Linked DNA regions of Mus musculus: region 1 is linked to region 2. Evidence: chromatin contacts called from ENCODE Hi-C or POLR2A ChIA-PET data. All regions are on one chromosome and are shown on one strand. Each heading gives the region's core, a stretch centred on a gene start or an enhancer-like site at or near the end of the contact. The rest is flanking DNA. Distances are from core to core; before and after follow the strand shown.

Region 1 (3,626 bases), core at 204-2,703, 84 kb after region 2:
TTAGATCCCAAACCCATCCAAAATGAGTTCCTGGTACTTGTGACTTAGTATTGTTTCTGCTATTCCTGGTGGATAGTGACCTCGCATGGTGGGAAACACCCAAACCCAGACCACAGAAACCAGAAGGTCAGGTTCATCCAGCTAGAAAGACAAGTAGCCTCCTGTCTGGGCTAACTGGCATCTTCCCAGGTGGGATGCCCATCTGGCATCTCTCACTCTCTTCGACTGGTGTTGGTAAAGGGACCAAGTGGTAGTAGCCAAAGCAGGAAGTTGCCTTGGTCCTGGGTTGTATTCCAGTCCTTATAAGGTAGTTCCCCCCATGACTGCCACCCCCACCTGACAGCTCCAGATGCCCATATGCTCCACCTCTTAACCCCTGCCCCGCTGTAGCACATGAAGCCTTTGCCAGGGGGGAAAAGAGTGTAACATGTTTATACAGTGCCCACGCCGCTGTTGCAAGAATCTAAACGTTCTGAGTAGGTGGAGAGGTGGGGCACCGAACACTGCCCCGTGTGCCACCTCCCAGCACTCCCAGAGCGGTGTGGACCTTATCTTTATCTTTCATATTCATCCTGTTGTCACAAAATAGTTTGCCACAGCGGCCATCCAGATTACACAAGATGACAAAGGTCTACCGTGGGGAGCCGCTGAGATAGACACTCCTCCATCCCGCCATTAGTTACAAAACCCTCAAATAAAACATACTTTCCTACTGCAGAGCCTTGGTCCCGAAGATTCCCCTATCCTGGGGAATATTATACGTGACATTTCCACTCCATTTCCCCTGGGACACAAAAAAGTGCTCCAGGCGCTCACCCTCTGTCCTGGCTCTAAGTCACACCCCGGAGCGCGCTGGCTTTGTTTTGTTTTGGTTGGGTTTGGCTGTTTTGGAACTGAGCTAAAAGGGCCCTCCCCCGTACCCCATAACTGTGACAGGCAGCGGTGGCGCAGGCTGAGAACTTCCAGTGCCAGGACTCGGCCTGTGGCACAGCCCTGGTCCGGTTTGGGGCGGCTGGGTCTTGGCTGCCCTCCTCCCCGGAGGCTGCTGGGGAAGTCCCGCCTGGGGACAGCGCCCTCCCCGTGACCGCGATGCGTCAGGGCGCCGGCCCGCGAGTGTCCCGGGGCGTGCGTCGCGCAGGGGCTGGAGTGGCCCGGCCTGGCCGGACAGGGAGGCGCAGGCCCGCGCTTTGGCCGGACGGCGACCCGGGTCAGGCGGGCGCGGGGCCGTGGGGAGGCGGGCCCAATCCCTTCTTTACCTTGCGTGGTTCTTCCCGCGTCGGAGTCCCCCGGGCGGCGCCGCGCACTGGGCCGGGCCGGGCCCGGGGCTGGGGCTGAAACGCGCGCGGAGCGGAGACGCGGGACGGCGCGGGGTCGGTGAGCGGACAATGCGGCCGGCAGAGGACCGCGCTGCGCGAGTGGGGCAGGGCGGTGCGCGCGTGGCCGAGTGTGTATGTGTGCGCCTGTCAATCAACGCTGACAGCCCACAAGTCATTGGCCGGGCCCAGCCGGCCCGCCCCGCCCTCTGCCGCCGCCCATTGGTTGATTTGAACACAAAGGCTCCGGCTCGGCCCGCCCTCCGCGTGGGCCCTGTAGTCCGCGCGTGGGAGGCGGGGGCGAGTACGACCTCCAGGCTGTGGGACCCGAGCGTTCCCTCGCGCATCCGTGCCCACGCGCGCGCGGCGCCGGAGCTCTAAAGGCTTTAGGTGCGGGAGCACACAGGGTGTCATGAAATTGGCCCCAGGATAGGGTCCTGACGCGGCCCCGCGCGGGTGGTTTGGACGCTTACCAGCGTCAGCCGTGTCTGCCCATTTTAAAGACGAGGGAAACAGGTCCGTGGAAGTTTTTTTTGTTTCTTATAAAGAACCCACCCAGAGGGGAAGTTGAGTCTAGAAGATTAATACTATTTAATTTTAAGGTTGAATTTTAAATTCCAAGGTGGGCAGGATACCCATCTTCCCGCACCACCTATTTTTGTTGTTGTTTTTGTTTTTCCAAGACAGGATTTTACTGTCACGGAGATCCACCTACCCCTCTGCCTCCCAGGTGCTGAGATAAGAGTGCACCACCATGTCCAGTCAGAAACCCCAAGTTTGACAGCAGCTTTTCTGTTTTAAAGAAGGCTCCATCCACAGCTGGTTGCAAGAGAAGGTAGGGCTGGCAACACGGTTCTCCTACTTTCCTCCCCCTGGGATGAGTTCCTGACTCCACGGACCTGTCCCCTCCCACCACCACCCCATCTCTCTCTCTCTCTCTCTCTCTCTCTCAAACACACACACACCCCGCCCCCAGAAGATAAAGGAGTGCGACTGGGGATAAACCACTTCTGTTCAATATCTTCTAAGGATGATGAGATCCGGTGTCCTTCACTTTAAAATGCCAAGGGGGTGGGGGGAACTGGGACAAGAAAGACAGTGGTGGTTCACGCCTTTAATCCCAGCACTGGGGAGGCAGAGGCAGGCAGATTTCTGAGTTTGAGGCCAGCCTGGTCTACAGAGTGAGTTCCAGGACAGCCAGGGCTATACAGAGAAAGCCTGTCTCGAAAAGAAAAAAAAAAAAAAAAAAAAAAGCTGGTATCCAAAGGCAGTAGGAAACTGAGGAAATACACACACCCTCATTTTGGATTGGTTCCACTGCCAAATAAAACCAGATCCCCTTTCTAGACCTCCATTGTCCCATCTGGAAATGAGATGCTGTCTACCCTTACAGTATCTTTGGACAATTATGCTAACTATCTTCTTCTTCTTCTCCTTTTCCTTCTTCTTTTTTTAACTTTATTTTATTTAATTTATTTTTATTAGATAAGATTACAGAGGGGAACAACCTTGACCTCAAGAGTAGGGCCACATTCAGACTTTATGGTCCTCCATTTTTAAATTTATTTATTTATTTTTGCCGCGGGTAGTGCCTTCCCCATCTTATAGCTCTGAGGTGGAGCACACGCACAGACAGCCCACATGAGGGCTCTAGAACAACAATAAAGTTATGTTTCTACCCACATGGGTATAAAGATGATACTTTATTATCATGTTGTAATGCTTTTCTTGATTTATAAGACATCAACATGAACTTGATGTCCTCGCTTGGTTCCCGGCTGCTGCGATAAAGCACGGACCAAAAGCAACTTGGAGGAGGCAAGGACTTCTCTGGCTCACACGTCCCTATTGTAGTCTCTCACTGAGGAAAGTCCGGGCAGGATGTCAAGCAGGAGCAGAGGCAGGGACCGTGAAGAAACACTGCTTACTGCTGTGCTGTTCCCTATGGGTTCCCTCCGTTTGTGTTCTTATACTATCTAGGACTGCCTGGCTAGGGGCAGCGCCGCCCACAGTGGACCCTTCCACATCAATTACCAATCAAGAAAACGCCCCCCTGAGATTTGCTTACAAGTCAATCTGATGGAGGCAATCCCTCAGTTGAGGTTCCCTCTTCCCAGGTATGTTTTGGTTTGCGTCAAATCGACGTGATGAAGTTGCCTGCACTAGACACACCAAGAGTCAGGGCTCAGTGGGGTGAGCTGAAGATTAAACCACCCTTCCCAGCACAGGACTGTGGGATGGATTTCCTGGCTGCTAGCTCTCTTCTTGTCTAGGTAAGTGGAGGAAGGGCCATTGCAATGGAGACTGGTGGGC
Region 2 (3,151 bases), core at 473-2,972:
AGTGCTGCAACAGTTTGTTCTGACCTAGTTACGGAGGTCAAGGTGCTGAAGGAAGAGCAGGAGTTAACTGGCTGATGGGGAGAAGAAACAGCTCCCAGACAGAGGGCAACGAGGCTGGAAGGAAAACACTCCTGGATGCTGCCCAGCCCCACGGCCACTAGCCACACACCAAAACAAAAGTTCTGAAATTTGGTTAGCGTGACTAAAGAAATTAATAACCAATACATGGTAAAAATTTAAAATATTTGTTTATTCGTATTTTGGACAAACCGAGTTAAGTGCAACAATAGTCAAGTTAATTTAATCTGTTTTGAATTGACTTGTTAAAAAGCCTAGGGCCGGGTATGGAGCACTAGCCTTTAATCCCAGCGCTCTGGAGAAAGAGGCGGGAGGACTTTTGTAAGTTGGGAGAGCAGCCAGAACTACATATTGAGCCCCAGTCTCAAATATCAAACAAACAAAGCGGGGCTGGTGAGATGGCTCAGTGGGTAAGAGCACCCGACTGCTCTTCCGAAGGTCCGAAGTTCAAATCCCAGCAACCACATGGTGGCTCACAACCATCCGTAACGAGATCTGACTCCCTCTTCTGGAGTGTCTGAGGACAGCTACAGTGTACTTACATATAATAAATAAATAAATAAATCTTAAAAAAAAAAAAACAAACAAAGCAAAAGGGTAGGGGTTGAAGGCAGGCTGGGTGTGTGTCTGTAATTCCAGCACTGAGAGGCTGAGGCAGGAGGATGAGATAAGGAGTACCCAGGGAGACTTTATCTCAAAATACGAAAGGTGCTTCGGGGATAGCACCGGTAGAGGGCGCACAAGGTTTAATATCAAAAAGCTTCTAGAGCCTGGCGGTGGTGGCGGACGCCTTTAATCCCAGCACTTGGGAGGCAGGCGGATTTCTGAGTTTGAGGCCAGCCTGGTCAACAGACTGAGTTCCAGGACAGCCAGGGCTACACAGAGAAACCCTGTCTCGAAAAAAACAAACAAGCAAACAAACAAACATACAAACAAACAAACAAACAAAAAAACTTCTAGAATGATCGCAACTTTCAAATGTGTTCTGCTTTATGTTTCTGTAGCGGTTGCTACACTAGATATGGTTGATTTTGATGTGGAATTCTCTCTTCGAACGCTGTGTGGCAAAGGTGGAGGAAGACTGCTTGGAGCTGGGTCCTGTCCTTTATGGTGGGATGACCTCGTACACCCACTAGGCAGCCAAGAAACGCCTCCTGGATGGCCATTTCTTCATTTACCAAACCGAGCTACAATGTCCTTAGGACTTGAGGAATCCTGGAGCTGACTCTCCAGTTCTCTACCCCTTGTACACTGGGCAACCTTCCCTGGACCTCAGTTTCCCTTGCTTGTGGGAGTGTGGAGGAGGCAAGACTGGCAGGAGCCAGTTTGCTACTGGCAGGGAGTCGTCATATCTGTCCGTCTGTCTTACCTGAAAGCTTCGGCAGAAGCGTCAGGGCGGGTTCCGCCACCAGCCCCTCCAGTGACCGGACCAAGCTCCGGATGTCCGCCAGCATCCGCGGCCCAAGGGGCGCGGTTTGCTTTGTGGCCGGGGCGGGGGAGCTGCAGGTCGGTCCATTTTGCTACTGTGAGTCCAGCCTGGGTCACCACTTAACATTTTTAACACAACAAAGCAGCTTTCGGCCTGCTTTGTTGCCAAGGAAAACGATTACTATGACGACGGCGGCGCTGACCCGGGGACCAGACCAACGTATTTAGGGGGTCATGCCTCTCCCAGCCTATGCCACAAGGCATGTGTGTATCTCCAGAAGTCGTGCCCAAGGCATGTGTGTATCTCCAGAAGTCGTGCCCAAGGCTTTCTTCTATTCGTGAACCTTAGAGAGTCCGCAGGGGCTCCGCTGCTTCGCGGAGGCTCGTCTCGGAGCTGGCTCCCTCTGCATTCTCAGTGGTAGAAGCCAGAGAGGCTGCGCATGCGCACGATGGTTGCCCGGCGCCGGCCAATCGCGGTCGCGGCGGTTGACGCGGCCTGGGCAGATCCTTGCAGAAAGCTGCAGGCTAGCTCGGGATTCCGGCTTCGCAGACAGGTACCTCTGGGAGCGGCGGGCGGATATCCGTGCCAGTAGTGGTGGGTGGGATGCCCGGGTACCCCTGGAGAAGCGGGCAGGCTGGACCGTGGCATGCTCCGCGGGCACCTCTTGCGACGGAGACTCGGAGATGGTGTTTTGACCCCATCCTTTGAAGGTCTTCTCCTAACCCGTACAGAACTCTTTGGGTTTTGTGACCCGTGAGACTGGCTGGCTCTTAACTTTTTCGAGACACCTTTCCCTTTGAGAATCCAGTGAAAACCAAAGATGCTTCCTTCCTTTATTTTTTGTCAGAATGAAGAGAATGTATTTTATAGCCTGATGCAAACTAAAGCTTCGCACAGTAAGTGCATTTCCCTGTAAAGGGGGACAATTTGATCTACTTCTCAGGGTCATGGTGAGCATCAAATGTCCCAACAGTTTGTAAACATGAAAGCACTCTTAACCTACGAGCTGCAGGCTGTTATCATTCGTGATTATAAATAAGGGACGTCACTGGCCGGAGAAATGGATCAGAGTCTCAGAGAACTGGTTGCTGTTGCAGAGAACTGGGATTCGATTCCCAGCTCACAAACGCCAGTAACTCTAGTTGTAGAATCTGCAGACACAAGGCACGACCATGGTATCCCAGGCAAAACACTCAGACACATTAAAAACAACAGCAAACAAAGCCTTTGAGGCCCTTGGGGGATGATAAAACGTTGGACTCCCCAGAGGGTGAGCAACAGGGTTGGTTGGGAACCAAGTGCAAACCTTTAATTTTCTTGGCCCATAGTCTTCTATGAGAGAGCTTCCCTAAAGAACCCTAGGATACCTTGAACGGTGTGTGTATGTGTGTGTGTTTAAAAAAAAAAATCTGTGAAGGGGACTAGAGAAAAGGCTCAGTGAATGTGGGTACTTGCTGCTCAAGTGTGAGACCATGGATTCAAGTCCCCAACATCTCAGTTAAAAGCCTACCACAAGCCGGCGCGTGGTGGCACACGCCTTTAATCCCAGCACTCGGGAGGCAGAGGCAGGCGGATTTCTGAGTTCGAGGCCAGCCTGGTCTACAAAGTGAAGTTCCAGGACAGCCAGGGCTACACAGAGAAACC

The links. Hi-C counts contacts between places; a loop is a spot of excess contacts on that map. ChIA-PET counts read pairs that join two places held with the same protein, here RNA polymerase II (POLR2A).
Region 1: a map of heart shows a loop between it and region 2 (3-fold over the local background). The contact joins the promoter of Sun2 here to the promoter of Fam227a in region 2. A Hi-C loop is called at or near these places in 1 of 37 maps with a recorded cell type or tissue (heart). POLR2A ChIA-PET finds 5 or more read pairs at or near these places in 2 of 5 experiments (Patski and embryonic stem cell).

The regions. Positions count from the first base shown.
Region 1 is chr15:79,741,083-79,744,708 of GRCm38, forward strand. It overlaps Sun2 (Sad1 and UNC84 domain containing 2), which reads right to left and starts at 1,454. Exons shown (of 18, transcript NM_001205345.1): 1 at 1,257-1,454. It overlaps Gm16576 (predicted gene 16576), which reads left to right and starts at 1,616. Exons shown (of 4, transcript NR_045069.1): 1 at 1,616-1,829; 2 at 2,001-2,148; 3 at 3,431-3,586.
Region 2 is chr15:79,657,234-79,660,384 of GRCm38, forward strand. It overlaps Fam227a (family with sequence similarity 227, member A), which reads right to left and starts at 1,723. Exons shown (of 18, transcript NM_029407.1): 1 at 1,448-1,723. It overlaps Cby1 (chibby family member 1, beta catenin antagonist), which reads left to right and starts at 1,994. Exons shown (of 5, transcript NM_028634.3): 1 at 1,994-2,060.